Regions from separate parts of the Homo sapiens genome. Here region 2 is linked to region 1. The links are chromatin contacts, found by Hi-C or POLR2A ChIA-PET in ENCODE. All regions are on one chromosome and are shown on one strand. The core of a region is the stretch at or near the end of the contact, and the rest is flanking DNA. Distances in the headings are between cores, read along the strand shown. Region 1 has its middle 64 kb from the start of MBIP. Region 2 has its middle 89 kb from the start of NKX2-1-AS1.

Evidence for each region. Hi-C counts contacts between places; a loop is a spot of excess contacts on that map. ChIA-PET counts read pairs that join two places held with the same protein, here RNA polymerase II (POLR2A). Pooled maps may share reads with other maps.
Region 2: a map of gastrocnemius medialis shows a loop between it and region 1 (2.2-fold over the local background). The contact joins two enhancer-like sites. A Hi-C loop is called at or near these places in 5 of 168 maps with a recorded cell type or tissue (breast epithelium, gastrocnemius medialis, mesothelial cell of epicardium and 1 more) and 1 of 50 pooled maps. POLR2A ChIA-PET finds 5 or more read pairs at or near these places in 1 of 52 experiments (H1).

The regions. Positions count from the first base shown.
Region 1 is chr14:36,382,804-36,385,930 of GRCh38, forward strand. No RefSeq gene overlaps it. Among named protein-coding and RNA genes, the nearest start is that of MBIP, 64 kb to the left of the region's middle. Within about 2 kb of position 1,433, at least 9 of the 41 ENCODE cell types and tissues checked have a DNase peak (open chromatin) inside an H3K27ac peak, as active enhancers do.
Region 2 is chr14:36,429,156-36,432,282 of GRCh38, forward strand. No RefSeq gene overlaps it. Among named protein-coding and RNA genes, the nearest start is that of NKX2-1-AS1, 89 kb to the right of the region's middle. Within about 2 kb of position 1,621, at least 2 of the 41 ENCODE cell types and tissues checked have a DNase peak (open chromatin) inside an H3K27ac peak, as active enhancers do.

The sequences.
Region 1 (3,127 bases), core at 183-2,682:
GCACAGGGTGCCCTTCAGAAACTGAAATCTCAGCCTATCTTCTTGACTTCATCTCCACCATTGACTCTCCTGTTTGTACTAAAAGCTGCGCCCAGCTGAACTACTTGTGTTTTGTTGAAACATGCCACGCATGTCCCAATATCTGTACCTCTTCACACATTTCTGCCTTCTTTTCCTCTAACTGCTAAAATTCCTGTGTGTTTTAAAACTCAGCTTCTCCTTGAAGCCTTCCATGATTATGTTCTTCACCAGTGTCTTCCTTTCCTTGGGGCTTCCATAGCACTCACCCTGTTATTCTGCATGTTATTCTGTTCCGGCCCTCACCCCTGGGCTATTCCCCTGTAGATAGCTGCCTCTCTCCTGGAATGGCGGCCTTCTGAGAGCACAGCCTGGGTCTTTATTCTAGCACGTTAGTCACTCAATAAACACTGACTGAGGGAATGAATGAGCATTGTGATACTCACTCTGGGTCAGTACTGCCTAATCGAAGTATAATGTGAAACACTTATGTAATTTTAGATTTTCTGGCAGCCACAATAAAAAGAGAAAGAGAAACAAGTGAAATTAATTCTAATCATGTTTTTATTTAACCCAATCTATCCAAAATATTATCATTACAACACGCAACTCATACAAAAAAGTATTGATATATTTTACATTATCTTTTCCTACTAAGTCTTTAGAATTCTAGTATGCTTTCATACTGAACACATTTCAAACCAGACTGGCCATAATTCACATGCTCAGTAGCCACATGTGGCTAGCGAGTACCATACTGGAATCACTAAACAGCATGATTCTATACTAGAGAGAATGCTATTGAGATATATGTGAGAGCTTTTGCCTATAAAGTAAGCAGTAGTCTAGTCCAGGGTTCATACTTGGTGGTTACATGGCACTTGAGTGGTTTTTACCAAGACCATGTTAACCTTGGTCTCCTTTGTGTGCTGCATGTAGATGCGAGAGCAGGTCTGACTGAGAGAGTCCTGCGTGTGAGCTATGCACGGCCTACAGAAAGTCAGCAGGACTGTCAGCAGCTAACAAACCTACTTCTCAACCAGGCAGTTGGAGCTGAAATGCACAAACAAACTACCTCTTTAGGGAACATTAAAGGCATTAAATGAGAATGCGACATTCTTTGGCACGCAAAGCCGCACCCTTCAAAGCCATCATCACTGAGGTTCTACTTAGCGAAAGAAAAAGCCACAGAAATGTAAATACAGATCATTTGTAGATGCCTTGGTAGAGGTGTATCCATGCCCTCTAGGGACATCATTCCATCTAAGGGAGGAGATAAAGAACATTTCTTAAGCAGGAAACTTAGAACCATTTCAAGATGTGAACTGTTTGTCTTGCTCAGGCCTGTCTGCTGGCTCCATCTAACTCAGACAGCAGTGAGTGTTTGCTGGGCCCAACCTCTACTCTCTTGGAGTCAGAACTAAAAAAAGAAAGTGATTCTCCAACTCCCAGCCCCACACTCGGTGACCTCAACTGAGAAGCCTGGTGCCAACTGGCACCAAGCATAGGGTGGAACTGAGAGATGACTTGGCATTCTCAGCCTGGCACCCTCTTGGTGGGCAGGAACCCAAAGCAGCCTTTCCTTCTGCTTCTGCTCCCTTAGAGCAAGAGGCCTCAGTTTCAGTCAAAACAGTCAGATACACAAATTAGCATCAGAACCAAAATGGTTTCCTGGGAAACTAATGACAAAAATTCCAGTTTTAAAACATTTTCTTTGCATCCTAGAGAGAGAAGCCATGTTTTTCACAAGGACAAAAGTCCTGTGCCAAAGAACTCCATCTCATATAAAGAAGTGTCATTGACCAAAGACTCTGGAATAGATGAAAAGTGCTATTTGAGGCTTTCAGCACATGCTTTATGTATTTTTCTATACCTTGTTCCCATATAATCCTGACCCATTCACTCATGCCTGTTTTTACAGAAGTGACACATTTCCTCATTAATTTCTTTTCCCAGCTGTCCTTTGTCCTATAAGAAGTTGAGCTTTTTAGCATGAAGCAGCTGGAGAACAAGTCAGAGATTTTTAAAAATTATTGGTAGAGAAGACTTAGAATATCATACCTCTACCCATCAAAACCTATCCCTTGGAAATTATCTAAGAAAATAATTCGCATTCCAATGATAATAATATACATTTGTAGAGTGGTTCATAGTTTACAAAATGCCTTCACATATATTTCCTCAATTCAACTTCTCAATAGTTTGAGTAGAAATACAAGGTCTAATCTTTATGTTCTGTCTCCTAGGAGCATTCATTCAACTGACAAACACATACTGAGAGCCTTCTCTGTGCCTGGCCTTGAGAAATGCACTGGGGAACAGAGCCATCTGACATCCTCCCTTCTGGGATGAGCTGAGTCTTGGGAAAATAGAAAGCAATTAAAATTCATTAAAATTCAGAGGTATATACAACATGCTGCAGGAACAAATAAGAAGGGCCCTCAATGCAGCATTTTAATATTGAGTAATCTCTTAATCTGAAGAAATTAAACTCCTTAAGGATGGAATTTCTGGTATCCTAAAAAACCAATAAGGGAGGTATTGGCAGGGAAGCCTTCCCAAGGCCCTCTAAATCACACAACACTGGCAGTGTCTTACCTGAGGGTATAACAATGGTATGTGTATAATATGTGCATCAGGCACACCCCCTTTTATTGTGCTTCACTTTATTGCATGTCACAGATATTGTGGTTTTTACAAATTGAAGGTTGTGGCAACCTTGCATCCAGAAAGTCTACTGGTGCCATTTTTCTAGTAGCATGTGCTCACTTCCAGTCTCTGTGTCCACTTTGGTAATTCTGTTAATATGTCAAACTTTTTCATTATTACATCTGTTATGGTGGTCTATGATCAGTGATCTTTGATGTTACTATTGTAGTTGTTTTGGGGCACCATGAACTGTGCCCATATAAAATGGCATTCTGACTGCCCCATCGACCAGCCTTTCCACATCTCTCTCCTTCTCCTCAGGCATCCCTATTCCCTGGGACACAATATTGAAATTAGGCTGACTAATAACCCCTACAATGGCCTCTTAGTATTCAAGTATTCTCACTTTAAATCAGAAGTTAGGAATTATTAAGCTTAATGAGGAAAACATGTTGAAAGC
Region 2 (3,127 bases), core at 371-2,870, 47 kb after region 1:
ATGCAAGGAGGATGGCTTAATCAAAGGCCCAATGACAAGAAGTAATCTTGTGTATTTAGGAAACTGTAGTTCAACAAAATAGAACCAAAAAGTTGGAGACAGGTAGTAGCACAAGGAGCAACTTAGGAGGTAGGCAGGAAGCTCACCATGGAAGACCTTCTATGCCTTGGGAAGACCTTGACTTGTATCCTAGAGGTGATTGGGGAGACGTTGAAGGTTGAAAGAAAAGGAATAAAATAGTAAGATTTCTATATGGGAAAGATCACTGTGGTGATTGGATTGGGCTGGGGGTGAAGGTGTCAAACAGGAAAGTGAATGGTGTTGCTGCAGTGACCCTGAGGAGAGAGGATGAGATGGGGCTGGAGGGACTGCTATACAGAATGGAAAAAAGGGAAAGAACCAAGAAACATTTAAGATACAAAATTGTTAGGACCAAGTAACTAATGGGAGCTAGGGGCTGAAGGAGAGAGTTTCAGTGGATATTGGTGCCACAAACTGATACAGAGAATTTGGGAGAAGGAACTCATTCAGGGAAAAGGAGATGAACTCAGGTAGAGACAAGGGTGAGTTGGGACATCCGTGTGCAACCTTTATTCAATCTGTACAAAAAGCTTGCATTTGAGGCTTAAAATGGTGAATAGATTTGCCCAGGGTTACCCAGAACCAGGATTACCAACTCAGTCCTTCTTGACTCTAGTCATCACCATCCCCTCACCTCAGCCTGTAAGTACATGCAGCATCTTGAAGGTTTTGCAGAGCTAGAATAATAATATGATGATTCATCGAATACTCATTCAGCCCCTAAAAATCTTAAGTTGCTCTGGTAACCCAAAAGTGAATTAGAGACAGACTCTATCCACCAGAGTTCATACTATATTGAGAGATAAGAGATGCAGATAAATTATTTTGATACAGTAGAAAAAAGAAGTAGAGAAAAGGAGTCACAGTGTTATATCAATTTAGAAGAAGGAGAAATTATCTTATGCAAAGACACTCGTGAAGTGCTTAATGCTAAGTACTAAGCCTTATGGATATCCAAGCATACAACACTTGTAGTACCTATGCTCAATGGTTATTCACCTCAAACTTATGGGAACTGTGGTAGGTCTCAAACAACATGTGGAATTTAGATACAAATACAGGATGCAGATGGGGGTGGGAAAGGCATTCTGATTAATGGAGCCCAGGAAGAATAGCATGGAGATGGGAATACTTCCCAGCGGCTTTCGCAGGTGAAAATGCAGGAATGCAGAGCTGTCGAATTTAGCTGGCATGGAAGGAGCATTGAAGGAGAAGAGTGAAAAATGAGCTCCAACAGTGGTTTGGAGCCAGTTTGTGGAAGATCCAGAATGCTAAGGAATGGGCTGGCACGGGCAATGTGTTCCTCATAGTTTGAACTCTGAATTTCTTGTCACACACAAAAATAAAGGAGGACAGGTAGTGGGTACTAGTTTCAGTCTGTGAGTTATATTCACTATTTCAGAAAGTTTAAAACATTAGTCTTTTTTTTGCTTTTGGTTAGAATTACGTATCACCTTTTCCTTAGGGAAACTGGTTAGATCATGTTGGGAAGAAGTTTGGCTTGACCGTTGCTGGCTTCATAGTCATTTGTGGGATGGGATTGGGACACCTGGCTGTGTTATCCTATCAACAGGCTAGCAGTCACTGCAGAGCATTTCACAAGAAATAGCTCATTGCTTTTTCACATTGTAGGTTAATTATTTTACATGATTGTGCAACTCTGATAGCCATTGGTTATTCACGAAAACTTGACTCGATATTTAAGTGGAAAGTATGCCAACACTTACTAAATGCTGTTTGTTTGGTACATAGCTTTCAGAACATGGTGTCCACAGGCAGTGTGGATGTTGTCCAGGGAAGTGAGCGAAAGAGGTCCTTAGTGGAAAAAAGATTAGGTAACACTAATATGTGCCCTGCTATGGGGACATTTCATAAAGAAACCTTTTAACTTAAATTGATTGCTTTTAGTTTAAGAGTAATAATGAAAGATATTGATCCTTTATTGTAAGTCTTGTTGGACCTAGATGAGGCATAAGTTATAAATAACAATGTCCAATATGTCTGATTTTTTAGTTGTTACATAGTTTTGGTATCTTAGGGGAGAAAATAGAGAGGAAACAGTTTTCTTGCTTTTGATTTTGATCTATGAACAATTTCTTAGAGTCACTAACCTGATAGAATTACTTTTCAAGCTATTGAAACTTTCAAAGGTCATAAATATGTAACACTAGGGGATTAACTGATATATTATGTAACATCTGTAATGGGAATACGATATAGCCATTAAAGATGATTTTGTAAAACATTTATTGAGTGAACAAATTTAAACTGCAAAACCTTGGACATTTTATGATTACATTTTTTATAAATGTGTTTGTGAATATACAAATATGTGCTTCAGAAAAACAGATAATTTTTTTAAATTTTATTATTATTATACTTTAAGTTTTAGGGTACATGTGCACAATATGCAGGTTTGTTACATATGTATACATGTGCCATGTTGGTGTGCTGCACCCATTAACTCGTCATTTAACATTAGGTATATCTCCTAATGCTATCCCTCCCCACTCCCCCCACCCCACAACAGTCCCCAGAGTGTGATGTTCCCCTTCCTGTGTCCATGTGTTCTCATTGTTCAATTCCCACCTATGAGTGAGAACATGAGGTGTTTGGTTTTTTGTCCTTGCGATGGTTTGCTGAGAATGATGGTTTCCAGTTTCATCCATGTCCCTACAAAGGACATGAACTCATCCTTTTTTATGGCTGCATAGTATTCCATGGTGTATATGTGCCACATTTTTTTAATCCAGTCTATCGTTGTTGGACATTTGGGTTGGTTCCAAGTCTTTGCTATTGTGAATAGTGCCACAATAAACATGCGTGTGCATGTGTCTTTATAGCAGCATGATTTATAGTCCTTTGGGTATATACCCAGTAATGGGATGGCTGGGTCAAGTGGTATTTCTAGTTCTAGATCCCTGAGGAATCACCACACTGACTTCCACAAGGGTTGAACTAGTTTACAGTCCCACCAACAGTGTAAAAGTGTTCCTATTTCTCCACATCCTCTCCAGCACCTGTTGTTTCCTGACTTTTTAATGAT